4 separate regions of the Mus musculus genome follow, and regions 1, 3 and 4 are each linked to region 2. The links are chromatin loops, found by intact Hi-C in ENCODE. Cell type or tissue: heart. All regions are shown on one strand.

Region 1 (8,000 bases), 120 kb before region 2:
TTTACAGCTGGTTAGAACCGTATACTTTGGGGATTACAGACACTGAAACGCTTGCATTTTCCAATGTAGATGTTTCCCACTTCCCAGTAAGCTATGAAGTAAAATATGAAGGGCAGAACAAGACAAAAGTTTCTAGGTACTGTCTATGCAGCCTCTCGTCCAGGATGGCGTAGGGGCACTGGCCCAGGAGATGTGCATCTGAGACTGGCAACAAAGCCTTCTTTTCTCTTCTTCACTGGGAGAATCTGAGAGAACAAGTTCACTACAAGTTCACTGTCCCTGGTGGGATCTAAGGAACCATCTAGAAAATGATCCCTTGTGTGAATGTCATTATTACTGCAAGAATAATAAACCGTGAGCTAACAATTGGCTGTCGGTTATTTCGGAGCCCCGCCTGGTTCATGTTCATGTTCAGCAAGTAGGAATATCATGCTCTCTGCAGTGCTCACTGGTGTCTCTGGTTCTGTGGCTGACCCACATGAAGTCATTAACTGAGATCACAAAAGAGAATGAAGGTATCTGACCACATGCTTAAGTGCAAAATAGAAGATCAGTTGGAAGACTTACTAAAAGATATGTAGTAACATTAAAATATAAACCAAAAAAAAAAAAAAAAACCCAGATTACTAAAAAGTATCAAAGCCGGTGTTTGCTTCCTGCTCTTGTACATAGATTGAGTCCGAGGGCATGCTAAAACGTCAATCTCATTTTTCAAAATCAGATTTCACCGCTTATGGTGTGATTCTTTCTTTCTTTTGATTTGTCACCAGTAGTAACATTGTGTTTCAGAATGAAAGGCAGTGAGCCAGTCCCCAGTACCTCCGAGAAAAGAGGGGGCCTGCCACAGGCATTGACATTCCCGTTGGAGAATTTTATAACACATCCTAATCTCTCTAACAACCCATCATTAGAACCACCATTAGTGGGGAGAAAGTGAAGCAAGCACCAGCAGACATCTTGACCCCCCAAGGGGGTTCAAAAGGCAGTTGCCACCTGCATATCAGCAGGTACCACCCCCAACTCCCCAGCCCCAGCTCTTTTATCTGATGCCTCAGGGTTTTAAGATGAAGCATCTTCCTCCAACCCAAGACCCTAAGTTAAGGGCTGAGCCTAATCCTGCAGTAGCCAAAGCAGACTCCTATCAGGAGAAGGTCAGCCTGCAACAGGCAATATTCATAATAACGGCAATAATCAAGCAACTTCAGCAATGGGTTTGGAACCTTTCACATTTGTCAAAATGCTTCTCTCTGGTGAATATGACAGATCACTCATTGCAATCTATTTATAAAGACTCATAAAATAACATTTTTTAAAAAAATGAACATACCGAAATGTTTTCAAATGAAACTATGTTGCTGTTCCTTAGATCCTATCCCCAAATTTGGTGGGCGTGCAACGGCCTCCAGATGAAACGAGTAAGGAGGCCATTGTCAAACTTTTCAGTTTTACAAGGGGTACATTAGACTATAAAGTACATAGATGAAAACTCCAAATCCAAACACAAAAGCAGCCTGAGATCGAGTTTCAAAGGAAACTAACAAAATACTGTAGAAAAGGTCTTGACGATGTGTGCACAAACTTAAGGATGACGATTCGCCTCCAAATGTTCAAGTCCTGCACTGTAAAAGAAGTAAAGGCAGACCAACCCTCAGAGGCGTTCATCTCGGCCCCTTTAGTAATGCAGGCAGCTTAATTACAGGGGCTGAACTAGGGAGATGCGGGGCGTCGGGGTGGGGGGGTGGGGGGAGGGGTAGAATCAAGATCGGTCTTTGAGACAATAAGAAACAAGCTTTCACTAGATGTTTGTCTGGTCCATTCAAAGGAACTTTCACAAAAACAAATCTCTGCTACGAAAAAGAAAAAAAAAAGACAAAATACAGCAAAATAAAAATGCTATCTGTTTACCATCCGCATAGAAAACACATTAGTAGGTAAAAGCTAATCCTTCAGGGGGGCCGCGGGGACCACAGAAGGTCGCTTTACGGGCTTCTACAGTTTGAACTTTTGACCTCTTCCCAAAATGTCATAAAAGAATGTTTAAGCCCTGGAACTAGAAAGAATGCTTTCTTTATCGGATCGTTTCATAAAACATCGCTATGTGCTATATTTGCTCTTAGCCACCGGGCCCGTCGTCCAAAACTAAAGTTTTCTAAGCGCCAGGTTGCCCGGGATTAAGAAAAACATATTAAGTAGGATTGCAATAAAAATACAAGTCAATACAACCCTGAGTTACAGCCACGAAAACCCCTCTTCAGCTATTCTGCTCAGTATTTTCTTTTCTCCTTCGCCACCAACAAACTAAAAGATCAAACGTTTTCCCTAGCTCCTCTCAGTTGTCTTTTTTTCTCCACCTTCAATCACACAGTACTGTTTGGAAGTTCTCCACAAGCAAAGAACTATACCTTTTGTCTTGTACGGAAATGCGGGAGAGTGAGAACGGCGCCAACACACCTGAGCCAAACGACGTGCCCCACGAGGTCGCCACCCTGGAAAAGGATGTCCTTGGGACCGAGGCGCTTGTGAAGGGCCGGCCACGCACACCTGGTACCACTGGAATCCCGACTCTCCGCGCCCTCCCTCGGCTTGGCCCGCACTCCCCACGCCCGCGAGGCGTGGAAAAGCTGACATCCGTAGCCCCGACCCGTGTGCACCCTAGAACTCCGCGCCGCCTACCTGGCCAGCCCCAGGCGCCGCCCCGTAAGGCGCGCCACCGACGCCGCCAGGAGGCTCCCCTGGCCGCCCCTGACGCGCGTGGTGCAAGGAGCAGTCCACGTTCCAAGTGCCCTAAAGTCCCCCGATTCCGCGCTCCCGAAGCGCCGCGGACCCCTTCCCAGACCGAGATGCGCGCGAGAATCCTGGGGCCCCGGGAACTCGGCCTAAGCGCAGGCTCAGCGCCCTCCGGAGCCGGGGATAGGGGATAGGGCAGGGACCCCGCAGCCCGACGGAGCGGCGGCACTCACCCAAGCAGCGGATCTGGAAGCCAGAGGGGGGTCGCAGAGCCCTGCGTGTCCAGCCCTCCCGCAGCGCCTCTAGATGCTCCTCCTTGCCCTGGATCAGCAAGACCTGCTCGTCGATCCAGCCTAGGAAAAAAGTCTCGGCCACCGCGGCTGTGACCTTCTTGTTCCAGAAGTGTTGCATGTTCTCCGCTTTGAAATCTGCGAAGATCTCGTACCCGATGTGGTGTCGGGCGAGCTGCCGGGGTTGGGTGGGAACCGGGGGCGAGGGCTGAACCGTCCCGGGCTTCTCCTCTGCGGAGCTGTCGGCCGGGCCCAGGACGATGGCCAGAGAGTGCGGCGCGATCTGCAGAAACTTCTCCATCTTAACCAGGCATCGGTCGCGCAGACTGCACTCACCGGTGCCGCCTCTGCGGGCTGCTGGAAGGAACCGGCACCGGACAGTGGCTGTGGAGAGTCAGAGTCTTGCCTGACGTTGGGGGCGGGGGGTCCGCACCCTTCCCCGCCCGTCCTGCCCCGCGGGAGCCCGGGAGCCCCAAGGCGCAGCCCGCGGGAGGGCGCAGCAGGTCGCCTCGCGGTAGTGCCGGGAAGGGACACCGACGCAGAGCCTGCTGCCCCCCGAGGTCCCGCGCCAGTTACCTGCAGCCCTCGGCCACCCTCCGGGCACAGCTCATTTTCCAGCCGTGGCACCCTAGCCTTCCTTGGCAGCCCGCAGCTCCAGCGGGGGCGGAGAGCCGGAGGAAAGGGTGCCGAGGGGGCGGGCAGTTCGCCGCGATCCGGGGAATTCCCTCGGCGGGACCCGGCCTGAGGAATTCCAAGAAGGCCGGTACCGGAGACCGTGAAGGTGGCGGTGTTGGCAGGGAGAGTTGAGTTTAAGCGCCCAGCTCCGGGCAGATCCGGAGGGGGGAGGGGGACGCGCGGCGCCACTGAGAAGGCACCGATTCCGGAGCAGCGAAATGTCGCTCCGCCCCACGCTCCACCCCCGCCCCCACCTCCCACCTCCCCTCAGAAACAAGTGGTTTCGCTGGCTGGTTAATGTACCCTAAGAAGTAGCTTTTTAAAAAGCCTAGTCAAGCACGAAAAATTGTCATCAGTCCCTCCTCCAACTCCAGTGGACCCTCTTCTGTCTCCAGCCTGTACGCGACCCTATCCTGGAAGACACCCAACAATTCCCGAGGTTAGCTGTGCAGTGGAGACAGAGATTATTATGCCTTCTGAAAAACTTTAACCTTGTTTCTGTGCGAAGTTCTGATTTGCATAGAAGCTCTAAAGAGACATAAGAAGCTCAGGGTGTAGTTGAGTTTGCCTCAAGATCACCAGGAACACTTGATTGTGGTCATGAGATGGCTCAGCAGATAAAGGCGTTTGCTGCCAAGCCTGGGTATTTGAGTATGATCCCATGAACCCACGTGGTGAGAGAAGAGGACTGACTTTGAGAGGCGCGCGCGCGCGCACACACACACACACACACACACACACAGAGAGAGAGAGAGAGAGAGAGAGAGAGAGAGAGAGAGAGAGAGAAGTGTTTTTTAATAGATAATTGGGCACCACTCCTAGGTTCTATCTCAAATGATTGAGTTAGTATAGAGAGAGGCATCTAACTCGTTTGTCATTAGAAAGAAAATAATCCCATGTACTTATTTTGTGTGAATGTGCAGGAAAGTGGAAGTCAGGAGATATCAGAAGACAGTTTATGCTCTCCACACAGGTCTGGAGAACCAAACTCAGGTGATAGACAGGCTTGGCAGTAAGCTTTATCTACTGAGCCATCACGTTGTCTCTTTATTAGTAATTTCTAAGAAATATCTAGGCACTGCTGTTGCGGGTTCTGGGCCATCCTCTTTAAAAAAAAAAAACACTGACTTAGAAAAAACACTCAGGTGATGGGGCCGGGGCAGCTAAACTGTTCTCTGGGGGCTTCTGAGAATTTAAAAATCACAAAAGTCAGATGCTTTAGTCTAACTGAAGGACGACCTTGGAAACCTCACTGAACCCTGGTTTCCCACGTGTATAATGGGAGTCGCATCCCGCCTCCCTTACTGCTTGCCTGAGAAGACTCCAGCAAGGGGGTAGGTCTGACTGTGTTTGCATTCAGCAGGGTTCACAGGCTCCAGGTGCTCCATCACAGAGCCATCCATCCAGGGACCACAGCTGGGACTCCACATTCTCCCCTCGGAGTTTGGAGTTTCCCGGCGCCCACTGCCTAGTGAGACCTGTTATTTTCTTGCCTGGATGGTAATGTTCATCTCTAAGCTTCAATTTGCTCTCCTCTTCACTCTGCTCTCTGGGCCTGGGTCTGGGTAATGGCAGCTGGAAAACACAAGACAGAAGGCACACTTGCAACTCTATTTTTGCTTAACATTTCTGCCTTTATTATTCTTTTTGCATGGTTTAAAACTAAGCTGCAAGAATTGTACAAAAAAAAAAAACAAAAACAAAAATCCAACAACATATCTTCAACCAGATTCTGAAATCATTAAAATTCTATTATCTCTACAAACACCCAATTTCTTTTTCTAACTTTTAAAAATCTCTCCACTGTTGCTATTTTATTCTTTGTAATTAGCAAGTATCTTCTTCAGAATTATTTTTAAGCACGTGTAAGTATGAGTGTCGGTATGTGGGTATGTACACATACATGTGGGTACCCACAGACACCAGAAAAATGGCTTCAGATTCCCTGGAGCTTGAGTTAACAGGCAGCTATGAGTTGCCTAACATGAACTCTGGGAGTCAAACTCTGGGCCTTTGCAAGAGCAGCCCACATCTCTGCAACATGTGAAGTATCTTTTTAAAAGCAGAAAGGAAGAAAGAGAGAGGGGGAGGGGGAGGGAGGGGGAGAAGGAGGGGGAGAGTGGGAGAGGGGGAGAGGGAGGGGGAGAGATCTGCTTTCTGGATAGCACTGGTGCATGCCTTTAATTCCAGCATTCTCCAGGAGATCCAGGCCAGTGGATCTCTGTAAGTTTGAGGCAAGCCTGGTCTACAAATCAAGTTCTAGGACAGCCAAGCCTACACAGAGAAACCCTATCTGGAAAAACCAAAAAGAACAAACAGAAAGATTGACCTATTTTATGTGTGTGCATACTGGCCTGCGTGTATGTACACTCGTCAGATGAATGCCTAGTGACACAGAGACCAGTAAAACGTGTCAGACCCCCTACAACTAGAGTTATAAATGGCTGTGAGCCTGTGAACGCTGAGAGCTGAGCTCAGGTCCTCTGCAGGAGCAGCAACTACTGAGCACCGGGCCCAGCTTCTCAAGAAGAATCTCTTTGAAAGACCCTCTGAGAGCGTGTAAGTATCACGGTGCTGTTCCTCAGCACGGAACTTGGCCTATTATTGATCCTGGCTTAGTTAATGGCGATGATTGCTAAGGTCTGGCAGTGTAGGTCTGTGCCAGCATCCCAATGTTCTACTTCCCTTTCTCCTCTTCAGTTTGTAGCCACAGGGACTGCGCATTCTTACTCAGTAGATTATAAGACGTGACTCTCATAATGTATAGCGCATGCTCTGCACAAAGCAAGACCCATAGGATGCTGTAAAGCTGGCTGGCTCCAGGGCCCTTGTATTGAGCCTATCATTCTCTGAGTACTTCCTTACTTTCTGACATGTCAAGATATTGCAGGATCTTTTTTGCTCCAACCAAAGGACCAGGCCACTTTTCCATGGAGTGCTGCTTCTTTTTAATGTAGAATGCTACTCAGGAACCAACATCTGGCTACCAACTATGCTCATTGCTATTGAGATGGCATTTGTCTTTGACTAGTCTACCTCTCAAGACACTGCACTCCCTGCTCCATGCGATGACACCCTCGTTGGTCCATACAGCAACAGTAGGCGTGGGGGAGGGGTCCCTCTGTTCATTCAAATAGTCAGTATGGAGTGGGGCCTAAGACGGATGCAGGGTCTGATTGCACGGATGTGGGATCTGAAGCAGGCAACCTCTCTGAAGTAAAGAACTATTACAAGAAGAGGGATAATGGGGTAACGTGCCTGACACCCACTGGGGAGGCAGCAGAACACCCATCCCCCACCTCTCTAGTCCTACACGTGCGGATATAATTACTCTTAATGTTGCCGTGCACATACTACCTGCTTCTCACAAAGCCCAGAATATGACTGTATTGCGACGCTTCGCTTCTCCCCTCCACTGAACAAAATCATCTACTACTAGGGGCGTGGATGCCGATTCTGAACATTATCACATCTTGCTTTGCTTTAAAAGTCTATTATCATAGAAGAGAAGGGGTTTTAAAGCTCCCCTGGACACATTTTCCTTCTGGCAACTGACTCCCTTCCAGAACTTTCTTAAATGACTGCTGTGCACCCTGGACCATCCTGAGATCAGTTTTTTCCACCTGAATACTTCCAAACTATTAGGGGAAGACCCCATAGGCCTGGGTAGGGTGTCCCTCTGTCCTGATCCTTAGTCATAAGACCCCTTAGAAGCTGCTCACAGCATCTTGAGTATCTCTCAAGTCTTTCCAAATCTTAGCGTGTCCAGGTGCCAAAGCCAGCCATGTTCTGTGATTTCGACCTTTCTCCTACTTTGCTTTCTATTGCTGTAATAAAGACCAGGACTCAAAGCAACTTGGGGAGAAAAAGAGTTTAATTTTTCTCTTGTAGTCCATCATGAAAGGAAGCCAGAGCAGGAATTCAGGGCAGAAACCTGGAGGCAGGAACTGAAGCAGAGACCGTGAGGGAGGGCTGCATACGGCCCTGCTGTCCGTGCCTGTTTGCTTTTCCATACAACCTAGGAACAGCAGTCCTTGGTGGTACCCTCCCACATCGATCATGGATCAGGAATTGCCTAAGGGTCACTCTGATGGAAGAGTTTTCCCAAGGGAGAGTCCTCTTCCCAAATGTCCCTGACTTTGGCCAAGTTGACAAAAACAAACAAACAAACAAACAAACAAACAAAACAAAACAAAAAAAAAAAACCAAAACCCTAACCACTGTTGGTCACCTTGCCTTAAAGCAGCCATGTTTGTGCCCAGACACTTGACACTTGGACAGTGTGCCCAGGCTTGGACACTAGCCATA
Region 2 (8,000 bases):
TCTTAGAAACAGAACGAATTTCAAAGGAGGTCAACAATCTCAGAGAAATCATCCCAGTTTAAACACTGTTCGGTTACTTCCAATAAGTGTTTTTGAATACAGTTCCGGGTTAGAGTGCTGGCCATGAACAAGGGGCCGTGGGCTCAATCCCTGACACCACAAGCATACAAGTCCCTAGTGAGCAGACCCTTGCAAGCCCCGCTGTGGCCCCGTACCTGACAATCTCCACTCTGGTAGCGCACTCAGACTGCTTCTCCTTCCACTGAGGCTCGTCCCAGTCCAGCTCATAGAACACGACCACCAGCGCCGGCACCAGGTTCAGGTGCTTATTCATCCAGCCCGTCTTTAAGACCCCTTTAGGGATGTACCACTCGTACGACGTTCTCTGCCAACCGTGACAGAAACAGTTAGCTGGTCAGAAAAGAAGCTGAGGCTGCCTCCAGAGTGCCAGGCACTCCACAGGTGTGGGCCTCAGCCAGTGTGCACACTGCCCACTCCCAAGAGGAGAAAGTCAGCCCATCAGAAATTAATAAAAGGTGTCAGAGTGGAACCTCAACCCCACAAACACTACACTTCCCATGAGAGGAAGAATGTCCAGAGCAAAAAGCAAACAAAGTCCCAACAATGCCAAGGCTCTCAGCTCCTGTCAAAGTATTCAGCCATTTTCCAGGCCTGCTCCTACCCTTCCCCACTCCCATTTCTGTCCCTGTAAAATAATAAAGTGAACTAAAATCCACTATGCCTTCATTTGTTTACGTACTGTCCTGACAGCAATTCACCTTCCCTGTGGATAAAATAAAAATGGTTTAAAAATGGGGGAAGCTGAACCCAAGTGTAAAGGCCATGGATTCCACACGATGCCAGCAATGAGGAACGGGTAGCCCCACATCTTCCTTTTAAGAAGATTACTAAACTATGGAGACGTGGGGCTGGGGGTCAATGAAAAGGAAAGTGGGATGGGGAGGTAGAACGGACACTTTCTGCAAAGCCTGGGAGTTCCTGAGCTCAAAACTGGAAGAAAACTAACACTACAAGTTGTTATCAGACCTACACACACACACACACACACACAATCTCTCTCTCTCTCTAAATTAATTTTTTTAAAGATTTAGTCTATGTATGGGAGTACACTGTAGCTGTCTTCAGACACACCAGGAGAGTGTATTGAATTCCATTACGGATGGTTTTGAGCCATCGTGTGGTTGCTGGGAATTGAACTCAGGACCTCTGGAAGAGCAGTCAGTGCTCTTAACCACTGAGCCATCTCTCCAGCCCAATAAATTTATTTTTTAAAAAGAAAAAGATGTACGTTCATAGTATAGAAACCATTGCAATTAATCAGCTTGAGGTTAAAATTAGGCGTTATTAAGCATATGCATATATTCCATAGTGTATGAAAATACCCGTTTTTCCTTAGGCACAACCATGACCTTTACCCTGATAAACCCAGGGGTTTTATAGCACACATAATTGGGATAGGATTGGTAGGAGGAAGAGGACAGGGCTGTGAATGAATGCAAGTGATCTTATGTCATTACCTTTGATCTACATTTTGGATATTCATGGTCACCTGGGAGCACCTTGAAAGAAATTGGTACCCGGTCAGCTCTCCGATTGGCACAGAAAGCATCCCAGACTGCTCGATGGACAGCATTATAGACAACATCAAGGCCAGTGAGTGTAACAAAAGCCATCGGCCGGCAACATAACTCCACAGGGAAGTCCCACTGTGTGGGGCTCATGCTGAGGGCGTCAAGGAAAAATCTGAAACACAAATGCCAAGATAGGCATAATTAATTTTAAAAACCAACATCACTACCTAATTATAAACACTGCAAAAAGACAAAAGGCTTTGTATATACACAGTCAAGCAAATAGAAAAGAGCAACGTGAAAACTTTAATTACTAAGTCAGATTTATTAAAATTACTAATTGCACAATTTCAATTTCACAGAAAAGGTTGTACTCAGTTTTCAGATAAATTCTCTATTTCCAGTAATCTTTCAAAATGTATATCAAAGTGTGGAATGAACAGACTAAGAAAGCCGGTAAGTGAGGAAATTAAAGTAGTTCCAGCCTGGTATGCTGGCACATGCTGAAATCCCAGAGTGCAGGAGGCTGATACAGGAGGACCAAGTGTCCAAGACAGGCTGGTGTAAAACAGTAAAGTAAGACTCTGTCTCAAAAATCTTATTAAAAATATTCAAGTCATATACGTGCCCCGTTATCAACCACAGTCAATAAAAGTTAAAAAGCTATTGACTTACATATATATATATATATATATAAAAATCTAACTTTCTCTGATTTCTTTGGAATTACAATTATCTAATTTCTCAATACTTAGAATATAATTCATATAAAGTGTGAATTATTTAATAGCTGCTTTTTTGATTTTCATAATATAGGATGACATAATAGGTAAAGGAAAATGTCTAAGAGAGACACCAGTAATGAATGGAAATCCCTAGGGCATGTTGGTATTGTGTCCTTTCGTTAAGTCTACAATAAACGCAGGTATGCATTAACTTTACAAAATGACTGTACAAAAAAGGTGCTTATTCCAATCAAAAGGGTCACTATCTATTTAAAACAGTTCCTTATTTCTGACAGGATTTATCACCTGCTTTTTTAAACAGTGATCGCCATCATCACATTATACACACCACAAGGTAATCTCTGGGAAACTTTTAGTGTAAATGCCACCTGGTCCCTAAAATGTGGATTATTTCTACCTGAAACGCTAATCACCTTTACTAATTAGCTACCTCACACTCAAACGCTAAAGGAACAATGGATAGTGCAACATGAGTTGGAAAGCTTGCCAGAAATGATGTATCTACACCATAAGCTTGCAGAACTGCTTCAAAAGACCTTTGGGGAGGGTTGTGCTATGAGGGCAAAGAAATCCACAGCTTCTGGGGAGTAAGATGAAGAGCAAAATAGAAGTGGTCAAAATATAATATGGCTACCATATCTGCCTAAAACCAAACAGTCTAGATGAGAATGTGAAAGGGCCTTTTCCCTTGATCTTAGAGGCTCCAAAGAAATAGCTGTGGCCCTTGAATATTGACCGGCTATAAGGGGAAGTAGAATAAACTTGCAAAGTTTTAAAATTAGCACCACCTGAGAGGTATACAGCATGAATCAAAGAAAAAAAAAGTCAAAATTTCCAGCAGTTATGTTAGAAGGGAAAAGAGAAGTTGGCTCAGAAAGCACTCCTGAAAACCCATCATTGGAGAGGCAGAGGCAGGGGGCAGTTTCAGGCCAGCCAGGGCTATGGAGATATCAAAGACAGCCTCCCAACTCCCCCCCAAAAGAAAAAGAAAGATGTGGGATTTTAGATATATTCTATTTTAGCCAACAATATTTTCCAAACATCATTATAAGTTATCGATGAACTTGTAAAAACCTATTTGTGCATTGTCTTCAAGCCTGTGCGTATTTTATAGGAACTGCACACCCTCCGTTAAACTAGCAGATTTCAAGTGCTCTCTAGCCTTCCCTTAGTTACTGGCTCTCACAGCTGACAGTGTAAATCTTTTCCAACAACGTCATGAAAACTACACCAGCAATCCCGGCTTTATTCTACCTTACAAGCTTGGACACTTGCAATGGTCCTGACTATGCTGTAGGAAAATTTAAAAAGGAACGGAACAGGACAAGTGTTGACTGAATAGATTTCAGTGACACACAGGAAAGAAATCGCTTCCTGATTTCCCGGAAAATAATGGAGAAACCAAGCAAACCATTGACAGAGAGGGAACATGGAGAAGTACAAAGTTAAGTCCTCAGCACCAGATCACCTCGTCAGTGCAATCTATCATAGAAGAGAAACAAGCTAACCCAATCAGAGTATCTACTAAAGAAGACGGCTATCAATAAACAGGTGGTTTGGGATGCAAGTCACCGGCTAACAAGCAAGGATTCAGAGACATCCGATTGCAAAACGCTCAAATGAAGAACCAAAGGGCTGTCCCTAGGATCTCAGCATTAGGCTCTAGTAGCTGCCACTGGGCAAGGAGAATAACCTCAAAGTCCTAGAAACTGACATTATTTTCCTCCACCACTCCCACCTCTCTGGCAATAATTCTTTGCAGGGGAAGGAGAAACGCCAAGATTGCATCGGTGGACGCCAAGGGGAAACGCAGGCCACCAAGCCAGCCGGGATAGCCTGGCCTGGAAGGTCTCTGGGCCCAACTCACCCTGGCCGCACGCCCTGGACCCGCTGCAGCTGCGGCGAGTCGCCGTCAGCCCCGAAAGAGGCAAGAGAGCCAGGCAGGGGCGTCTAGGAATGCGGCCACCGACAAGCAACAGCCCCAGCCGCAGACCGGGCGACAGAAGGCGACACTTCCTTTTCCCCGCCTCCGCTGGCACAGGAAGCACTTCCTGGGCTTGAGTGACAGCACTCCACACCAGTCCTGGAATAGAACGGGTTTCCTTGTTAGGAAGGTGTTCCATTTCCTAGAGGAGAAAGAGTTGGGGGCGGAAAGAGAAGGAGCCAATAGGAGACGCGATCGTGAGAAGGGGCGGGGCTTCCTCGGTACCGCCCATCAGTAACTGGTCAGAGGTCTAGGTGTCCCTTAACGTGATCCCGGTTCCCGATCACACATAACGCGATCCTGGGTTCCCGGCCCACAATCGACTGCCGGTGGCTTGGTGCTGCCGAGGATCTGGAGCGCACGAGGTCGTACCCACGGCTGCGAGGAGGATTTCTCTAGACCGAGGCGCGGAAACGGGGTGCCCCGGCCTCCCGCCCGCTGCCCGCCCGTTCATCGCGGTAGCGAACGCCGTGCGCCCGGCACGATGGGTGCCAACGAGGACCAAGAGGTGAGAACCCAGGACTAGACACCCCTGTCCCGGCGCAGGTCACGACGTGGAGCACCCAGACTTCGCACGTGTCCTTTGCTCTGAGAACCTTCTTCGCCTGTCCGGATGTCCCACGTTGGTGGTTCCCCTGCCAGATAGCACTGGGCAACCTTATGGCCAGCAAGCACGAATGGGTTACGTGAGACTCAGCCTCCCGCTTCCCTCATTTGTCATTTTTGTATTTAGGTCTTCCTAGATTTCCTTGGTAAGATGAGTGTCCTTGGTCCACGACCCTAGAGCACTTGGCCGTCCTTAAATCCCTTGTGTGGCTTAGCGCTTGTGTGTCGAGTTATTCTGTCTTCAAATCTGAACGCCTTTAAATTTGAAAACTTGTGGTCTCGTGGAAAGGGTCGATCGAGTAAGTAAAATCTCTACAGAAAAATGAATGACCCTGGTGTTTCGGTTTCTGTCCATAATGCTCAGTGAAGTCACTCCTCAGTCTGTTGTTGAGGGATATACAATATTTTTGAGCATCCTCATGTCAATCAGAATTTTGTAGTTTGTGTTTTGGTTTTTGTTGTTGTTGTTATTGGTGGTGGTGGTTTGTTTGCTTTGCAAAATATCAAAGTCGGAAGGAATAGGTCCTATAAATCACCTGTCATTGAACTTTCCAACTCTGTAATGTGTCCAGATGAAAAAGGAAAAAGAGCACCCTAGCTTGGTGAACGTGGTAGAGTAAGGATTAGAAGATAAATCCCACCTGGCGGTAGTGGTGTACGCCTTTAATCCCAGTGTTAGGGTGGCAGAGGCAGGCTGATGTCAGAGTTTGAGACTAGCCTGGTGTTCCAAAAATGCCTTCTCAAACAAAGAAGACAAATCTTATGTAGCAGTAGACTCCTTGTGTAGTAGTAGATACATAGTAATTTGTTGTTTGTTTTGAATATGTTGCTTAAAAATTAACATTTGACAATGTGGGTGTTAATAGAATCTAGACTACAAATACTCCATACAGGAACCCCACATTCACAAGGTAATTGGTATCTGAATATCCTGCTAAAATATTCTTACCAGTTCAATGAATCCAAAGCATTAATAAATCCAGGTGAGGGAGACTAGAGAGGAAGGGTTAGAGACTACTAGTGAGTGGTTACAGACATAAATGGAGAAGAGGAAAGTCTAATGTCATTTTACACAGTGAATGACTCGTTTTACAGTACCCTGTGCATTTCATAATAGCTAGAAGAGCTTCGAATGATTCATTGACAAATAAGTGGTTGAAAACTTGGGGTGATAGTTGTAACAGGGACACTTACCAAAGAACTGCATTGTATCCCATAAATAAATACAATTTTTAAAATAGTTTTTTTTTTTAACATATATGAGTGTTTTGCCTACATATATGTATGTGTACCACTCGGGTGTCTGGTACCCAAAGAGGCTGGAAGAGGATGTTGGATACCCGAACTGGTGTTCTAGACAGCTGGGAACCACCATATAAGTGCTAGAAATTGAACCAGGTCTCTCCGTTCTTAACCCCTGAGCCATCTCTCCAGCCCCAACCAATAAAATTATTCTGTGTCAGTTTGAAAATAGTTCTTTCTCCGAGCAAAGCACAATGTAACACTTAATGGATTTGACTGCCGGGCCACCATCACCACTGGTTGCTGACTCCACCTCAGACCTAACGAGTCAGAATTTCTGTGGTAGAGTCCAGGAATCTTTGATTTCAGCAGCGAAGTTTTATTCTTCCTCATGATAGGTGTCTGGATCTTTGAAGATAGTTTCCTGCCCGGTTTTGAAGATACTGCCTTTGAAAAATAAAACAAAACAACTAAAAACACATCATATGTTTCCAGTTCACTTTTGTTCATGTATCTTAGTTCCTGTGCTGTCCTGAACTGAGTATAAGGACAGAATCCCCTCCATTTGCCTCTGCTGAAACCGTTGCATCACACTGTCTTCTGATTTACTGTCTGTCCACATCCACTTAGTGCTTTCTACAAAGTAGTTCATCCCACATCCTCTACTTATATATTTAGGTGTTAAATGCAATATCTAATGTGATAATGTTAATATTTACCCTGTTAAATATTATCATAACTTGGTTTAAAAGAACTTTGGAGGGGGCTGTCCTAATTCTTTCATCGGCTTGACTTATATTTTCTTATCAGATTACCATCCATCCATTTTAACAACCTGTCATCTCTTTTTGTTCCTGCCCAAGTTATTAATTAGAATATGGAAAGAGATTATGGCCAAAGTGACATTCTCGAGTCCAGTTTGAATGTCTGTGTTTTTCTTTGTTGTTGCTGTTCTGCATTGTTTTTGTGCTGATCTGTCCTGGAAAGGGATCCTTGCTGGGATCTAAAGAGACTGAGTCCGCCGACCTTCTCTAAAGTACAGAGTTCCGCTGAGAAGGATTGTTGAGCTATATCGTGATGTAATGCTTGCAGAGTCCTAAGGATTCTAAGCTCGCCTGCCCTGTTTCTTTATGATCTAATCTGAAAATTGTACATGGAGAATAAATCAAGGTCACCCTCTTTAGTCTGCAGAGTTAATGACGTCAATCTTTTTGAAAACTAAAACAGATACTCTTGTCTTTGTTTCTCCCAGACTCAGCTCTCACGCACAGTGATGGAGATTTCTCATTTGTGGGACCACAGTGTTCTGAGAACAAAGCCTGGGCAGGGGTTACTAATTAGCATCTTCTCTTCTAGTCTCTCGATCATCTTGAATAGATCCTGTCAATTTTCTTTCTGATATTCTTTCTTGGGACTGAGCTGTACTACATAAGCATTGTATTACTTTATGGAAATGATTACCGGTATAATTGATGTTCCTTTTCAAGTGGGAAATTGTTGTGCTTCCTAGTTCTCATTTCCAAGTATTTTCAAGTTGCTTTAACCTAAATCTTTCCTCTACAGTATAGAGAAGGAATATGGTAATGTGCTCTTCACGGGGTCTATTCGAGAATTAAGTGAGCTGATACAATGTGAAACTCGTTAGTAGCACTCAACACCTACCCTTTTTTTTTTTTTTTTTTTTTTTTTGGTTTTTCGATCAGGGTTTCTCTGGAACTCACTTTGTAAACCAGGCTGGCCTCGAACTCAGAAATCCGCCTGCCTCTGCCTCCCAAGTGCTGGGATTAAAGGCGTGCGCCACCACCGCCCAGCTCCCAACACCTACCCTTA
Region 3 (8,000 bases), 180 kb after region 2:
TATAGAAGGCTCTTTCCGTAACTCTCCACCTTACAGACTGAGGCTCCCTAGGACTCCCCGTTCTCCCAGTGCTGCAACAGATGGGCCATCACTGTCGCCCAGTGTTTACATGGAAGCAACACGTATTCAACTCACTGAGCCAACTCCTCCCATGGGGATCTTTAAATTCTTATTAAGAGCATGCTGTATAAATGAACACCGTAACTTTAGGAGTCACGCAGCTATAGCCCCAGCACTGAGGAAGCAGAGAGGAATACTACTTTCCAAGTTCAAGACCAGCCAGGACTATATATAATATACTCCGTCTCTCAAGAAAATATATCATCAGTTTTCATTTGCTCTGTTTTATGGAGGTACTGGAAATTCAACTCAGGGCCCTGCACACTAAGTAAGCATTCTACCACCTACCTTTTCCTTGGTGAAGGGGTTTCTCAGAGCCACCTGTCTCTGCCTTCAGAGTGCTGAGATTAAAAGCATGCACCACCAACACTATCACAGGACTCATATCCCAGAGCCTTTTTCTTTTCAGACAGACATCGTCTCAAACTGCTCTAGTGCTCAAAGGCCTTAGCTCTTCTTGACTTAGCCTGTCAAGTAGCTGAAATTATAGGTCTATGAGAGCACACATTCTTCCACATCAAAAGATTATTATTTAAAGGATTTTCAATATAAAATGCCTTTATAAATTTGTTTAAAACAAATCACTTTAGAAAATTACCCAATCATCTAATAAGATGTATTTCAAAAATGTATTTATTATAATTTTTGGCTCACTTTTCTGGTAAGCATTAGTTTACAAAATACACAACAGAAGAAACTTGACAGTGTTTTTTACAACTCACTTATGTTAGTGTTTTCCACACTATATAAGGGCAGTCAGACCATTTACAGAATATAGATTTTGCTCTGGTATCCAATGAGCTATTCTCAAAAAAAAAAAAAAAACAAAAAAAAAAACAAATAATTTAAAAATGTTATCTGGCAAAATACAAACATCCCTGATTATTTCAGTTTAAACTCAGTACATTAAGTGTCTTTATTATTCCTAAACTACAAACTAATTTTTACACACTTAAATTGTGCTTATGTTCAACCTTCCAATACCAATATAACTAGTAAATATGAAAGGTCTTTTTCTACATATATTATCTCCATTATTGTCCAGTGTGCAGTTCCTAGAAAGCCAGAAGGCCAAAAGTCATATACCTTAGACAAGACTTTTAAAATAAACCATGTCAGATTAATAGAATTACCTAAGACACAGAAACAAGATTCTACTATATTACTAACAGATGCAATCCACATGAATACACAGTCATTAAAGAACTGACCATAGCTCTCTAGTCTTCTCCATATTCTTCTGAAATCTACAAATACAAAAACCACCCGGTTCTAGATATAAACTTCCCTATTTATAAGAATATGTTTTATACTATGAAAACTACTTGGTTGTAGTTTGAATAGTAGTGAGGAGCCTTAGTTATGACCAGGGTAGGAGAAAAAAAAACACAACTTCTTGAAAAGGTAAAATAGCTTAAAGCATTTAATATCTAAACAAATCAGTCTGTTCATAGTAGTCACAAAATATGCTTCCTATAGAAACCAACATTATGTCTTAATAAAGTGTAAATTGAAATTTACCTCAAAACATAAATTAACCTGCTTAAGAATCTGCAGCCGTCAAAATCATGGTGAATTTTAAACAACTTTAGAATAAAATAACAATAAGTACTTTATACTGCTTTATATCTAAAAAAAAGTTTACAGCTTTTCATGAAAATAGTTTGAGACAACTCTTCTTGTTCTTTAAGAGCTGTTCAGCATCATGAGCAACATTTTTAAACCTTAGGTTGTATAGTTTCACACATTCAAATACTGTGGTCCCCCTTCTTTTATGTGATTCAATCAAGTTAGGAAAAAAAAAAAAAAAAGGCATGGTAGACAACTTAATACATTTCTACCAAATTGGTAGTAGTAGTACAAAAATTTTAAGATTCTACAGAACTACACATCGTACCTAATATATCATTAAAAATAGAAGATAGTATTTTCTTCAGCAAATAAAACAGCACGCTGGTATGCTGTCAATGTACACCCTTTAATATGCACTGTCATAAATTATTTACAGCTCTACTTTAGTGAAGAGAACGAGAATTTAAATTTTCTGCAAAACTGGAAAAAAGCAATATAAAATCTGTGAAAGCCAGTGTCTTATATAAAAGCCAGTTTTTCTCTTCAAACACCAGATACTGGATTCAGTGCCTACTTGGAGAAGTTACAGTAATTCTTGAGGATGTTTCAGTGCTGGAGGTAAGTTTACGGGTCTTGCTTCTTCATCCAGGAGTACTAGATCCTCGATCTCGCTGCCTCGGTACTTCCTCTTACAGATCTTCACCACCACCTTCTTCTTGAGAAATAACTTCAGTGCTTCTCTCGATGCGACGGCTTTTGCGTTTTCTTTGCTTTTTCCACAGCCAGTGCCCAAATATACCGACTTACACCTCAATTCACAGACAATACTTTCTTGAGAGCTCTTATTTTGAGGCAGATCTGCCAGTTCTTTCAGTGGGACAAAAAACACATCCAGTGTTGCTTTCAGAGCCTCAATAGCCGCGTTCAGCAGCTCTCCGTGATTCACAGTGGGGCTGAAGCCACCAACTGCTACTAACTTCCACGCCACCGTCTTATACAGTCTATTGAAGAAAGGTTGCTTCTGTTTTATGTCTTCATTGGTTAACTTCCGACAAGCAAACTTGACAGAACTCTCACTGGCCTGGGAGGTACTTTTCGAAGGCAACTGTGAAGTGCTACTCTGAGAACCACTCTTGGCAGCTAGCTGAGACACGCTTCCTAAGGAAGCGCCACTTTTGGTCGCTAGCAGTGAAGCAGCTACCTGAGCCGTGCTTTTGGATGTCAGCAGCGATGGATTTGTGGAACTGCTCTGGGGGGTTAGTAAAGAGCTGCCTGACGATGAACTGTTTTTTGAAACTGATGATGAAATGTTTGCCTCTGAACTAGATTTAGATGTTAACCCACTGGAAGCTGTCTCTGAACTAGACTTACAAGACAGTAATGGCAACTCTACTTCTGCACTTCCAGAGGAGCCCAACAAGGGCACCTCAATCTCTGAGCTGCTCTGAGAGGCTGAGCCTGAAGAACCTTCCAGAGCACCCTTTTTAGGTGACCCACTCTGTTGTCTGTTATCAGTGGACTGGGTCATATGACTATTCATACTGGACTTCAACAGGGAAGAAACAAATGACGCTGAACCACGTTTATGTGGAGCTTCTGACTCCAAAGCCTTTCCAGACCCTGCGGTTACCTGAGAGGAATTGCTGCTGCTCTGGCTGCACACAGATCTGTCTCCTTCACTTGTGGCGCTATCCTGATGGGAGCCACTGGAGCTGCTCCGAGCTGAGGTCCCACCACTCTCGGATTTGGTGGACGACCCCCTGGACGGCGAACTGTTTTCTTGCTGAGCTGCTGAACGATCCGTTTTGGCAGATTTTTTCCCATGATCTCGCTCAACTGAAGAATTGTTTTTTCCTTCTACGGCTCGTTTTTTGGATGGCTCCTCTACCCCTTCTAGAAAGAAGAAAAACACAGGTATTTTACTAAGAGTCCTAAAGACATGACAATCAACAAAACATTCATTTAAAAATCACAGAGAGTGGGGTGGCAGCAAAGTGCCTTTCATCCCAGCATTCAGGAAGCAGAGGCAGGCATGACCCCTGAGGTTGAGGTCAGCCTGGTCTATAGAGCAAGTTCCAGGATAGGCTGGGCTACACAGAGAAACCCTATCAAAACAAAACAAAACAAGACAAACAAAAGCACAAAAAAATTCTTTTTTCAGAACCAGTAGTTTCTTTTAAAATATGGAACAACTTCATTAGTATGTTAAAACAGTATCAATTAATATGATTAGTTTTTAATATTAAATTAACAGCATCAGACATTGGACTTGAAAATCTAAAAGTTAATCAAATTCAGCACCAAAACAGACAGACAGACTCAGACAGACACACATACACACACAGTGTAGCTTTAACATTTTAACTAGATTAATACAGCATACACATTCTGGATTGTTAAAAAAAATTAGTAATGACAGCGATTCCTAATTTTATAAAGCATATTTTCTAAACTCCTATGTATGTTCACATCTATGATCTGCTAACCATTGCTACTTGATATCCCTCTTTTCTTCACCTTGGCAACCAGTTCGTCTCGTGTGGTATGGATTGGAGCATCTGTCACTTTGATGCCTTCAGCCATACTAAGAATTTTATCCATAACTTTTTGAGGGTACCTGAAAAAGAAGCAAAAGTCGCTCTCAAGAAGTGGTTTGTTTTTGTTGTTGTTATGCTTTATTTTTTTTTTTCCGAAAGTACTGGCAGCGTGAGGAATGCAGGAGTGCGCAGACTGCATTTCCTGGTCGTGATCAAAGTGTACGAACCGCGCGACAATCGAAGATGGCCCAGACGAATGCCCTAAGGGCTCGGGAGGCGGGTCTGTGCCAGGGAACCTTTAAACTCGGGGTCTCCCGGGCAGATACTGTCAGCTAAGCACCAACAACTCCATCTGCCGGGCGCATACCACCCGGACGCCCGGCAACTGTGAGGTCGGGGACAGCCCCGGACGCCCTTCCTGCTCTCCCTCCGAGGACCCACAGTGTCACACCGATTCCCGCGCTTCCCAAGCGGCCCTCCCCAGCGTCGCCGGTCCCCGCGAAAGCGCTCCCCGGCCAGCGGCAGGGGGCGTGGAGCAAAGCCCGGAAGGCTGGCTGGAGAGCGACGCTCCCTCCACTCACCGGCACCCTAGGAAGACATGGTTCGCCCAGGCCATGGAGAAGGAGACCAGCTGCTGGAGCTGCCGAGTGCGGGCTCCGCTCTCCGCGTCCGCAGTCTCGTCGGTGGCGGGGACCAGGTCCCCGGCATTGCGAAGCAGAAACTCCCGGCGGTGGCGCCAGTGTTTGTCCGTCTCGCCCTCGCAGCGCAGCGTCTCCACCCAGGCGGCTACCCGCGGGTTTTGGCTCAGGTACTCGGACACCTCCTGCGCCATGTTGGGGACCCTGCGGGACGGGGAGAGCGCAAGCGCACGGAGCCCCGGGGGCGAAGCGGCCCTGTGTCAGCGCGGCCTGCACCGGCGGCCCTCCCGAGAACGCCCCTCCAGGAGCCCAAACCCCAAACAACAGAACAAGGCGCCGACGAACCGCCCACTTCCGCCGGCCACCGCCTCGCTCCCTTTTATAACCTCGCCGCCGCCGCTGCCGCCGCGCGCACACGCGACCTTCCGGCGCGAGCGCGTCCTCCCAGGATGCTTTGCAGCGCCCAGTCGCCAGCGACTCGCTCGGCGGTCGCGCCGGCGGAGGCGGGGCCGAGGCGACTTCAGCGGCCAGCGGCCCTCCCCGCCCTCGGCGCCTAGGGGCGGCCGCTGGGGCGTTCCGCCGGCGCTTTGTGACGCCGCGCTCCGGGGGGCCGGGAGAGGGGGGCGGTGGGACAAAGCGGGCGGAGCGCGGAGACCTGGAGGCGTCCGAGTTGCCGCCCCGCCCCTCCTGCGCGTTCCGCCCTCGGACGCTCGCGGTCGCACGCGGCCAAAATAAACAAAAGCTGGCTTCCGCGCCTGCGCCCTGCCGCGAAAGCCGCTGAACCCTTGGGCCCGAGGCTCGGAAGGTCTCCGGGCGTTTGGGGACCTGCGGATGCCTTGTGGGATGGGGACAATAAAAGTACCGAGCACGGTTGTAACTTAACGACGAGCACAAGCGGCTCCTCCAGTTGGATCTAACCGGCTCTTTGAAACCAGGCCTTTGCGCTTGCGCCCCACGATCTGGCTGGGTTTCCGCGGTTTCTTAAGTTCCTGGTTCAACCCGCTTCCTCTCCCTTAACGCTTTTGGTCCCCGAACTATAAATGACCCCGTGCCAACTGGTTTTAACTGTTAATCCCGGTTGGACCAAAATGGAAATGTATCTGCTTATCTCGTCCTGGCCTCAGTCCTCAAGAGCAACTGCTTCTGCATTTGTTTTGTTTTGTTTTATGAGTTCGATTTTTTGCTTGCATGTGTGTCTGTGCTACATGTGTGGGCCTGGTGCCCTTGGAGGCAAGAGAGCAATGGCTCTCCTGGAGTTGAGTTGACCCAGGATTTTGAGCGCCCTGTGGGTGCTGGGAATTGAACCCAGCGCCCTGTGGGTGCTGGAGGTCTTCTCTAAGATCTCGTACTACTGAGCCATCTCTCCAACCCATGGATTTTTTTTTCTGGCGTGTTTATTAACATTTCCAAGTCTAGGTATGTGTCAATAAATCAAAGGATCAATGTAATAATATGAGATAGTGATAAATTATGTAATTGAATTTTCCCTCAATAGATTTTTGCGTTTTGTTGTGAAAATGCTTAAATCAGAATAATCACGCAAAAATTCAGTCATTTGGTTACTAAACTTGATAGCCATGGGCCTGTGCCCCAACACTGTTCAGCTCCAATAAGGCAATTAGAAGGGACACGTTAGTAGTGGAAAGCAGGAAAAGGCTTTCAAAGAGGCCACACTGGCAAGGAGAGACAAAGCACCCCTTTAATTCCAGCACTCTGGAGCAGAGGCAGGGGGATCTCTGTGAGTTGAGGCCAGTCTGGTCTACAGAGCTAGTTTCAGGACTCCACAAAAGAACCCCTTTCTCAACTCTCCCCCTTCTCCTAGCAGAGAGAGAGAGGCAGACAGACAGAGAGACAGAGACACAGAGACTGAGACTCACAGGCATCCATCCCATCTCAAACGAGTCTTTTGGAGCTCTGAAATGAGATTCACGTTTAAATAAAAGGCCAAGGACATGGACATTTAAGATAGGAGCCGTCAAACAGTGGCTTACCCATCAACCAGCTGCTTGCCCACTGGTATCCCGGCCTGAGGCTGCTGGGACAAGGTGGCTTAACAGTGGTTAGAACGTGAAATCTTTCTCAGGAAGACAAAGTCCCCGTTGGCTGGAACCTTTTACTTCTAAGACTTTTGGGGAAATTCTCATTTCTCCGGGGTCCATTGTCTCACTGGTCTACTGAGAGAGTGAGAAGCAAGAGTCTCTTCTAAAATAACCAAGTCAGCCCAGCTTTGTTTGAGGCCAGACTGGGTAACAAAATGAACAAGAACAGCCTGGCTACAGCTAACCTTTCAATGGCAAAGTTTTTTCTCTTTGAAGACATAGTCTTGCTGTCTCTATGATGGCCTGAAACCGGTGGTTCTTCTCAGAGTACAGTTCCGGGCCTCCTCACTTGGATTCACAGTTATATCAAAAGCCAAAAGAGTCTGAAAACAAGTATTTATTTGCAAAAGTTGAGTTCTTGATAGGAAATATATATGTATTTTGGTTTCAGTTTTTTTTTTTAAAGGTTTTTTTGAGAAAGGGTTTCTCTGTGTAGCCCTGGCTGTCCTGGAACTCACTCTGTAGACCAGGCTGGCCTCGAACTCAGAAATCCACCTGCTTCTGCCTCCCAAGTGCTGGGATTAAAGGCGTGTGCCACCACCACCCGGCGGTTTTAGATTCTTAAAAAGTTCAGTTTAAGACCAGTGGGATGTTCAGTCCTCCACGCTCCATCTTTGACCTCCACATGTGCCACATTGCACCTGTGCACCCTCCCACAAATACACATTCACATACATAATGGGTTCTTCATTCAATATAGTCTGATTACAGTCCCCCCCGATGTAATTTTTGTAAATATGAAGATTCAGGGTATAGGCCATAGACCACAAAGTTGAGAATTACATTCAAGAGAAAAGAAATCTCAGGATAGCGTTACGATTTACGTGTGAAATGTATGTCTAAGCATGGCCGCTAGCTGACAACACTATCTGGAGAGGTTGAGGACCCTTTAAAAGGAGGTGAGACTTGGGGGAAATCACTGGACATTGGGCCTTGAGAATTATAGCCTGACTGGGCATCCAGTTGGCCTCCCTGCTTCCTGTTCTACTAGGAGTTAAGCACTCCTGGTGGTACAATTGTGTCTCCACAGAGCT
Region 4 (8,000 bases), 140 kb after region 2:
GTAATACTTGATGGTCAATTTTGCCACAAGAGCTGAGGGTAAAGAAGACTCACACCATAGCTTTACATTTTTAAGCACTCTGTGTGTGTGTGTGTGTGTGTGTGCACATGTGTGTGTAAGCTATCGGGCAATGCCACCGCACTCCTCATGGAGGCCAGAGGACAATCTATGGGAATCGGTTCTATCCTTCCACCATGTGAGTTCCAGGGTTGAACTCAGGTTGTCAGGCTTGGCTGGAAACCTTTTTTACCAACTGAGCCATCTTGTTGGCCTGTGCATTTCACGTTTGAAACAAACAAACAAATATATCCAAAACTTTGCTGAAGTAGGCATATAAGTGCATTTCCTACGAGCCTAATTTTCTTATGGGAAAAATAAAGACATTAGCTATTTCCTTGTTAGACACAAAATAAAGATTATAAAAAACATAAACTTCATTTCAAGTATTTTAGATCTCATAATTGGAGTTAAATATTCCTTGTGTCATACTTGCACACTAACACTGTGATGAGATAAAAATTTATAAAGACACCTTAACTATACAGTGAGGGGAAAAAAAAGCAAATTTTAAAGAAGTACTCAGCCCATATTGTGGGCTAGAGATTTTTTCCTTTCATCTTGCTGGCCTAGTGCCACAAGCTGCTAGTGGCAGCTACTTGAGAAAGTGAGGCAGGAGGATCCCAACTTCAAAAGCTGTCTGGGCTACACAGTGGGTTCAAGGCTCTTCTGGGTAACTCAATGACCTCCTATATTAAAATAAAGAGTGAAAAGAGGGTTTGGGAACAATTCAGTGGTAGGCTGCTATTGCTTGCTACACATGCGTGAGACCCTAGGTTCAATGTTCAGCACTTAAAAAAATGCCTCCAGAGTAAACCTGTGAGAATGCAATCACTGCTACCTGAAGTGGGAAACAATGATCAAGACCTTCAGACTTTGAACTGCCAAACGTGCACATCTGATCATGCAACACTTTCCATACACTGTACAAACGGCATCGGAAATCCCACATTACATTCTAGCTCAAAGGCTAAGATTTCTCTAGAAAATTATGAATGAAATGCTGAGGAGACAATGAAGGCTTCCTATAGCCATATCCTGCAATAAATATTTAAACCAGTTGTGCTTTTTCTTTGTTTCTCTACTTAATGAACCATGCAATAATTTCTGAAAGGCACAGTAACATTAGACCCCCATACTAGAAAATACTTAAGAATCAGTGAATATAAAATCTGGACCAAGAAAACAAAAATATATAAAGCTTCTAACAAAAATAAAACTGTGAAGTTGAGCTTAGCAACTCTGTGCCTATGCAGAAGCTAGACCACGATTTGTGTATTAATCTTGGAATTAATCTCAATCATAATGGAGCTGGTTTGCATTAACCTCTCAGTCTTGTAAGATCTACTATTCATGTTACCTGAACAGTTTATGACAATTACAGGTAACTGGTATCACAGATTTCCCTGTCAAAAAATTATGTCACTACCAATCTAAAAGTCTAAGCTTTGCGCTTTTAAAGAAAAAAAACTACATATTTTGGCACAGAATTCTCATGCTAGGTTGCCATTCATGTATGTTCCCTATGTCTGCAGAAAATACCACAGAATGATTTTCATTTTTTGAAAGGGTGAACTTGTAGGGCCTTTACCTATCCTGTGTGAGTCCTAACTTCAATCTCTTGGGATTGAGAGGAGTCACAGTTTTAAAACGGTTTTAAAAGCAGACAGCTTTGAAATAAAATATTCTCCACCAATTAACTGAATTCATTATACCATCCCTATAAATTTTGTCTATAAAAGTAGATTTTTACCTCATAAGTCTTTGAATCTGGTGAAAACACTGTTATACTATAAACAGTGAGAGACTTAGAAAACAAGTTTGTCGATTGAAAACACCTAAGTGCTCTTACATGCTAAGTCACCATGGGGTGTATTACAGGATTAAGTTACAGGACTGGGGATGGTCTGGGGAAACAGAATGACTCCAAGTTGTTTTTATGGTCCATATTAGGTCTACACAGTTTCTTGACTAGGGGTTACTAAAGGCTGAACGTATCCCCATTTAAATTTCTCCTGTCCTAGCAGGAGAAAGGTATGACAATCCCTGAAGATATTCCCTGTCCTAGTTTCTTTGATGACAAGAAAAAGCTTTTCTCCTCATTTAAACTTGGTGGAGGAGGAACCCAAGGGTGCAAAGACGCCAGGTGGTTGCCCAGCCAACGAACCCACTTCCTCCAGAAGTCCGGAAGTGACACATGGCCCGGAACCTACGCTGAGCCAGGGTCAGAGACAGTCCCCCACGGCGGTGTCCGCGTCTTGATTCACTAACCGGGGTGGGGGGGGGGGCTAGGGAGAGATTTGAAATATCTCTCCCAACACCCAACACTGACTCCGCCCAGGCCCACCGACCGTCCCGCCCAGCAATGGGTTCAGTCCACCCCAGGACCCTTCCGAGCAGCCCGCCGTGGCCGACTCCCGCGGGAGCGCGCGCCCCGCCCATACGACGTCACACCTGCAGGCCCCGCCCCTAGGCCGGACCCTCCCCGCCACACACTCACACACACACGCACACACACACACGGACGCACACACATACACAACACACACACCCCTTCTCCGTCTCGCCCTGCGGGGGAACCCCTCCCCCTTTAACCATTTGGCAGTAGCCGAAGAAGGGCTGAGTGAGACACCGGGCGGCCCGGAACTTTCCCCGGGGCGAGAGGGAAGCACAGACCGTCCCAGTCCCGCGCCACGCCGGGAGCTGGAGGGGGGTGGGGGTGGGGGGAGAGGCATCTCCCGAGTCCACCTCCGCCGTCCTCTCGCCCCCTCCCCCCCATACGTTCCAATGCATCTGCTCGCAGACGGAGGGAGCCCCAGCAGGCAAGGGGCTAAGCAGGCCCAGCACCCCGGTCCAGCCCCGCAACCCTGCTCGTTGCACACTCTCCAGCCCCGGGCAGGACAGTGTGCGGCACCCAACCGGCAGGCACCGGAACAAATGCTCGCTTAAAAATGGCTGATTCCCGTCCGCGGCAGCTGCAGCCAGCCGCCGGAGCTGCAACGGGGGCTGACGGACGGGCGGTCCTCGGAAGTCCTCGTCAGCCGCAGCCGGGACAGGGAGGGCCGCGAGTGTGCTGTGCCGTCCCCCCACCCAGACACACACACACACACACACAACCGCTTCCCGGCCCCACACACCAGATCGCTCGGTGCACTCGGCGCACACTGTCACCCGAAAGAAGGGAAAGTACCTTGGTATTTGTTGTCCAGCTCCCGCAGCACCGACACGTTCCTCTGCATGTCGTGGGGCAGCGACTCCACACACTCCAGGTAGTCCTGCACGTAGCAGGAGAGCAGCCGGCTCCGCTCTCCGGTCAGGAGCGCGGCCGACGAGTACAGCTGCTGCTGCTGCTGCTGCCCTAACATCCTGCCGCCGCCACCACCACCACCGCCGCCGCCGCCGCTGCTGCTGCTCCTCGCCGCCGCCGCCGCCGCCGCCTCCGCATCCAGCAGCCACACATGCAACAGCCACGACCGCCGCTCCTCCGCTCGGCAGCCCGGCGCCGCGGGGACACGGCCGCCGCTCGAGAGGGCACCGCCGAGTCCCCCGATCTCCACTCCCCCAAGAAGAAGCCCTTACTCCCCGCCCCCGCGGTAACAAGCCCAGGGGCGGGGCGAGACCGGGGCTCCCTCCGGCCCCCTCCCTCTCTAGGAGAGCGAGCAGCGGGGTTCCCCGCGGCCGATGGCGCCGGGGCTCCCAGGCAGCGACGCTGGCTGTCCCCCCCGGGGACTCCCCAGACACTACCGGGGCTGCCCGGTCGCCCGGATCCCCGTGACAAGCCCCTCGCTACCCTCTCGCCTCTCTATCAGCCTCCGTGCCTGTCGGAGTCTCACAGGACTAGTCCCCGCCCCTTGGCCAGCGACCGCATCTGCGCCTGCGCAGCACTCACTCCTAATAAGGCTGGGGCCCCGCCCCTATCGTCCTACCGAAGAGTTCGCATTCTCCCGCCTTCCCTGCGCCACCCGGGCGATTGGTCTGTCAGCTCTCGCCTGGGGGCGGGGGGAGGGTGCGGAGGCCGGCCAAACGGCAGGCCGCGCCCCGCCCCCTCTTAAAGGGACCGCATGGCTGAGCCTGCCCCCTTCGACCGAAGTCCTGACGGTTGCCCCCGAGAGGCCGGGCGACCGCTCTCTTCGTTTCTGTTCCCCTACAGGGATAGGAAGCGCCGGCTCGGCTCGCTCGGCCCCGAGTTACCGACCTTGCCTCCATCTGGCGGATCCAGCGCCTCCCTCGCGAGCCTCCAAGACAGCAGCGAGCGGCCCCTGGGCGCCGCTGGCCGAGTGAGGCCTGAGGGGGAACTAAGGCGACCCAGGGTGCAGCGGGCGCGGCTCCGGGCATGCGCGGCGACTTCCCGCCGAGCGCCCCGCGGCCACGGTCCCGGAGCACCGGGGCGGACCGCGGAGGTAGGCGGTGCGCCCTCTGCCCTTTTAAATGCGGACTCCCCGCCTTGCGTGCGGCCCCTCCACCCCCCAGCGCCGGGGTGGCTCTCAGGGTCTGCTCCCCCTCCTCGCGCTTAAGAGTTTGGTTTAGGGAGGTGGCAAGGCTGCACGCCGCCCCGGTCCCCAGTCCCAAACCATCTTAAGGAAACTGTTGTCAGATGTCGAATCGCCTAGGCATCACCCGCCAGCGAGGACACACAGTCCTCACTGTCTTTTCACTCGGCTTCACCACTAGCCAGCAGGGGATCAGTGCAGATGGGATTAGAAATCGGATCAACCACCGAGTGCGGTGCTTTCCGTGTGAGGGATTATCCGCCTTACTCCCCCAGTACCATCAGTGAAATGCCGGTAGGAGGAGCTCACTGTAATTACGGATAGACTTCCGGAATGTATATAAATATGTGAGCTGTTTTGGTTTTGGTTCTCCCCCCCCCCCCCAACCGAAATAGGTATAAGAAAGAGTAGTCGCTTAATTCAGATGAGATGCCCAATGGGAGCGGCGTCTTTGAATGAGAAGAGAGAAAACGCCAGAGTGCTAAGTTTGGGTGCTCTTGCCCGGTTTGCAGCGCTATACCTGTTGCCCGGCCTGTTCAGCACACTTTCATACAGTGGGGTATATTAAGCAGCTGTTGGGATGCCAAGGGAAACCTAGGTCCTGGTCTAGATGAAAATTTGGATTTCGACAAAACACAACGCGGAATTCGGCGTCCTGAGGACAAGGGCTATATTGGAAGGCCTGGGAACTAATGTGTTAATGTACTTTAACGCTGAGATTTTGATCAGTGGAGTATTAAGCCAACCGAGGCAAGCACAGTATTTATTGAATTTCTGAGAACGTGGGACGAATTTTCTTTCCATTATTTAATATTAAAGAGCCAGGTCTTGTTGAAAATAACCATTGTTAAGGTTATTGACTTGATTTTGTTGTTATTTTGTTTTTGGTTTGGTTTGGTTTGGTTTGGTTTTGATTTCGAGACAGGGTTTCTCTGTGTAGCCCTGGCTGTCCTGGAGCTCACTCTCTAGACCAGACTGGCCTCAAACTCAGAAATCCTTCTGCCTCTGCCCCCCAAGTGCTGAGTTAAAGGCGTGTGCCACCACTGCCCAGCTTGTTCCCTTTTTTTAAAACCTGAATTAATTTTTGTATTTACTCACAAACTTGGTTCAGCCAATTCTAGCTAAAAGGTGGAATTACTGCAAGCTGCCCTGTTTCTTACTGATTGGAGTTAGACACTGTATGGGCCCATGGATTTTATACAGCCTGCTTTACTGAGCTGCAGGCTGACTGGTTGTGACTTACCAAGAGCAAAAAAAAAAAAAAAACAAGTTGAGAAGCAAGGAAGGATTTTGGAAAGCATTCTTGGTACCTCAAATAATTCTGACAGACTGAAGGACGAGAAAGAACTCCAGATCCCTGTTTTCCACTGGCACTGATAGAAACTTTGTGAACTTAAAACATGATAATGTGTATGGATTAGTGCAGGTGTGCTTTTCTTGCTGCATTTATTCATACAGGTTAATCTAATTCTGGCATCCTTCTGGAAGCAGCCTGTGTGGGGAAAATGTTTACTCGAGGATGGGAAGTAGGCATTGCATTCTTTAGTCCTTGCAATTCCAGCTCTTGACCCAAGCTATTTATCAGTGTCCTTCTCTTAAAGTAGCTACTCATATGGCCTCTTCAGAGTGGGTCTCCTAACTCCTGAACGCAAAATTTAAAAATCTCCCACTCTACACTCTAGAAATTGATGCTATTCTGGGGTGGGATGGGCAGGGTTGTTCTTTAGTATTTTGTCCTGCTCTTAAACTGACCTGGAAAAAGATAAGTAGCTGATGCCCCCCCCCCAATAGTGTGCAATTGGCTTCAAATTACTGGACTAAGTCTATTATGTGCCTTTTATTAGGTGCCTAATGGGAAATGTCCTCAAGCCTATTTCTTTTATACTAAAATGTTTATGTCCATAGTTAATATGGTATGAGATGAGAGAAACAGTCTCAACTGATTAAAAGCAAACTAGCAGGAACTGAGGGAAAACAGTTTCTGCCTGAATTAAGCTGATTACATTAGAAAATCTTTTCTTCTGTTTAATATTTCATTTTTTTCCCTTTTTTCTTTTCTTTGATTGGTGGCTGTGTACCATGTACATGCCTGGTGCTCAAGGATCTTGTATCTTTTGCACTGAAAAGGGTGTCAAATCCTGTGGACCTAGAATTGCACACAGCTGTGAGCCACCGTGTGAGCGCTACAGACCAAACCCAGATCCTTTGCAAGAACAGCCCGTGTTCTGAAACTTAGAGCCATCTCTCCAGCTCGGAATTTTTCTTTTTTTTAACTTTTTGAATTTTGCCTTTTAATTATTTTTTTTTTTTAGGTTAGCTTACAAAGTAATGGGTTTTATCGTGACATCTTAATACAAATATGTCATAGGCCAGGTTGGCCTCAGACCTGAGATCTTTCTTTGTCTACCTCTCAAGTGCTGGGAATACTCGTATGTGCTGCCATACCCAGCTTAATATACATTTAAAAAAATTTTAGGATGTAAACTTCCAAACACAAAAGTATACTTATATATACCATTTGCTCAGGATCCCCATTATCAGCATGTGACTATATTTAATGGATGACCTTTGTTTTTCATCCTCAGTGGAGTAGTAAAATCTTATTTGATGGGGCTGTAGATATGGCCCAGTGGTTAAGAGCACTTGCCGCTCTTGGACCTGGGTTCAATTCCCAGCATCTACAGTGCAGTTTATAACCATTCCTAATTCCAGTTCTCTGACTTCTGTAGGCACCAGGCATAGATGTGGTGCACCTACATACATGCAGGCCAACACTTACACACATAAAATTATCTAAACACTTTTTTTAAAAAAAAGGGCGGGGCATGGTGGCGCATGCCTTTAATCCCAGCACTCAGGAGGCAGAGGCAGGGGGATTTCTGAGTTGGAGGCCAACCTGGGGTGGGAGGGGGGCGGGCAGGACTTCTCCAAGGTCACTGAAAAGCCACCCAAACGATCTCTGCTGGTGACACTGCTTCTTAAAATATTCACTGAAGAGGAGCGTCTGTGCTACTTAGCAGTGTAGGGTCTCTTGTCTGACCCTACTTCTATTTTCTGTTCAAATTCCTCTCAGCAAAGTCTTGTATAAATGGGGTGTGTGTGTGTGTGTGTAGAATTTTTTATTACAGGAATTTTGGTTATTCTACCTCATGGATGTATATTTCCCAGCAACCACCTGGTGGCTCACAGTTATCTGTAACTCCAGTTCCAGGGGATCCGATCAATGCCCTCTACTGACCTCCATGGCACCATACACACAGGTGCACATACATACAAGCAAATGCAACACTCACTCATACATGTGTAAATACAAATCTTATGTGAAAGTGCTTTACCTATAAACAGATAAAATACAATAAGAGTTTAGACATACATTGCCATTACTCTAACCCATAAATTTTTCATAATAAGAGTTTCTGTGTTTGTCCACTGTCTCATTTAATCTTTTCACAT

The links. A loop is a pair of places that touch in the nucleus more often than their neighbours do. Peaks named below come from ENCODE experiments on the same cell type or tissue, not always from the same donor. Only the 100,000 strongest peaks of a DNase experiment are listed, where the experiment ranks them.
Region 1: it touches region 2 in a loop (3-fold over the local background); 5 of 42 quality-filtered maps call a loop at or near these places.
Region 3: it touches region 2 in a loop (3.0-fold over the local background); 5 of 42 quality-filtered maps call a loop at or near these places.
Region 4: it touches region 2 in a loop (4-fold over the local background); 22 of 42 quality-filtered maps call a loop at or near these places.

What each region holds. Positions count from the first base shown.
Region 1 is chr8:47,409,988-47,417,987 of GRCm38, forward strand. It overlaps a transcript of Stox2 not described here. Among named protein-coding and RNA genes, the nearest start is that of Gm22857, 26 kb to the right of the region's middle. In heart, CTCF peaks have their summits at 2,708 and 3,517; DNase peaks (open chromatin) are centred at 2,654, 3,764 and 4,324; H3K4me3 peaks cover 2,690 bases; H3K27ac peaks cover 1,668 bases; H3K27me3 peaks cover 5,134 bases.
Region 2 is chr8:47,529,114-47,537,113 of GRCm38, forward strand. Trappc11 (trafficking protein particle complex 11) reads right to left here and starts at 4,357. Exons shown (of 30, transcript NM_177240.3): 1 at 4,206-4,357; 2 at 1,539-1,764; 3 at 216-385. The coding sequence starts at 1,742. Rwdd4a (RWD domain containing 4A) reads left to right here and starts at 4,532. Exons shown (of 8, transcript NM_203507.3): 1 at 4,532-4,830. The coding sequence starts at 4,807. In heart, a CTCF peak has its summit at 4,172; a DNase peak (open chromatin) is centred at 4,438; H3K4me3 peaks cover 2,903 bases; H3K27ac peaks cover 1,795 bases.
Region 3 is chr8:47,708,710-47,716,709 of GRCm38, forward strand. Cdkn2aip (CDKN2A interacting protein) reads right to left here and starts at 5,222. Exons shown (of 3, transcript NM_172407.3): 1 at 4,811-5,222; 2 at 4,179-4,309; 3 at 635-3,585. The coding sequence starts at 5,061. The coding sequence ends at 2,276. In heart, a CTCF peak has its summit at 4,734; a DNase peak (open chromatin) is centred at 5,272; H3K4me3 peaks cover 2,473 bases; H3K27ac peaks cover 1,974 bases.
Region 4 is chr8:47,671,259-47,679,258 of GRCm38, forward strand. It overlaps Ing2 (inhibitor of growth family, member 2), which reads right to left and starts at 3,901. Exons shown (of 2, transcript NM_023503.3): 1 at 3,248-3,901. The coding sequence starts at 3,422. It overlaps AA386476 (expressed sequence AA386476), which reads left to right and starts at 4,133. Exons shown (of 1, transcript NR_166692.1): 1 at 4,133-8,000. In heart, a CTCF peak has its summit at 4,170; DNase peaks (open chromatin) are centred at 2,273, 2,523 and 3,973; H3K4me3 peaks cover 4,216 bases; H3K27ac peaks cover 3,245 bases.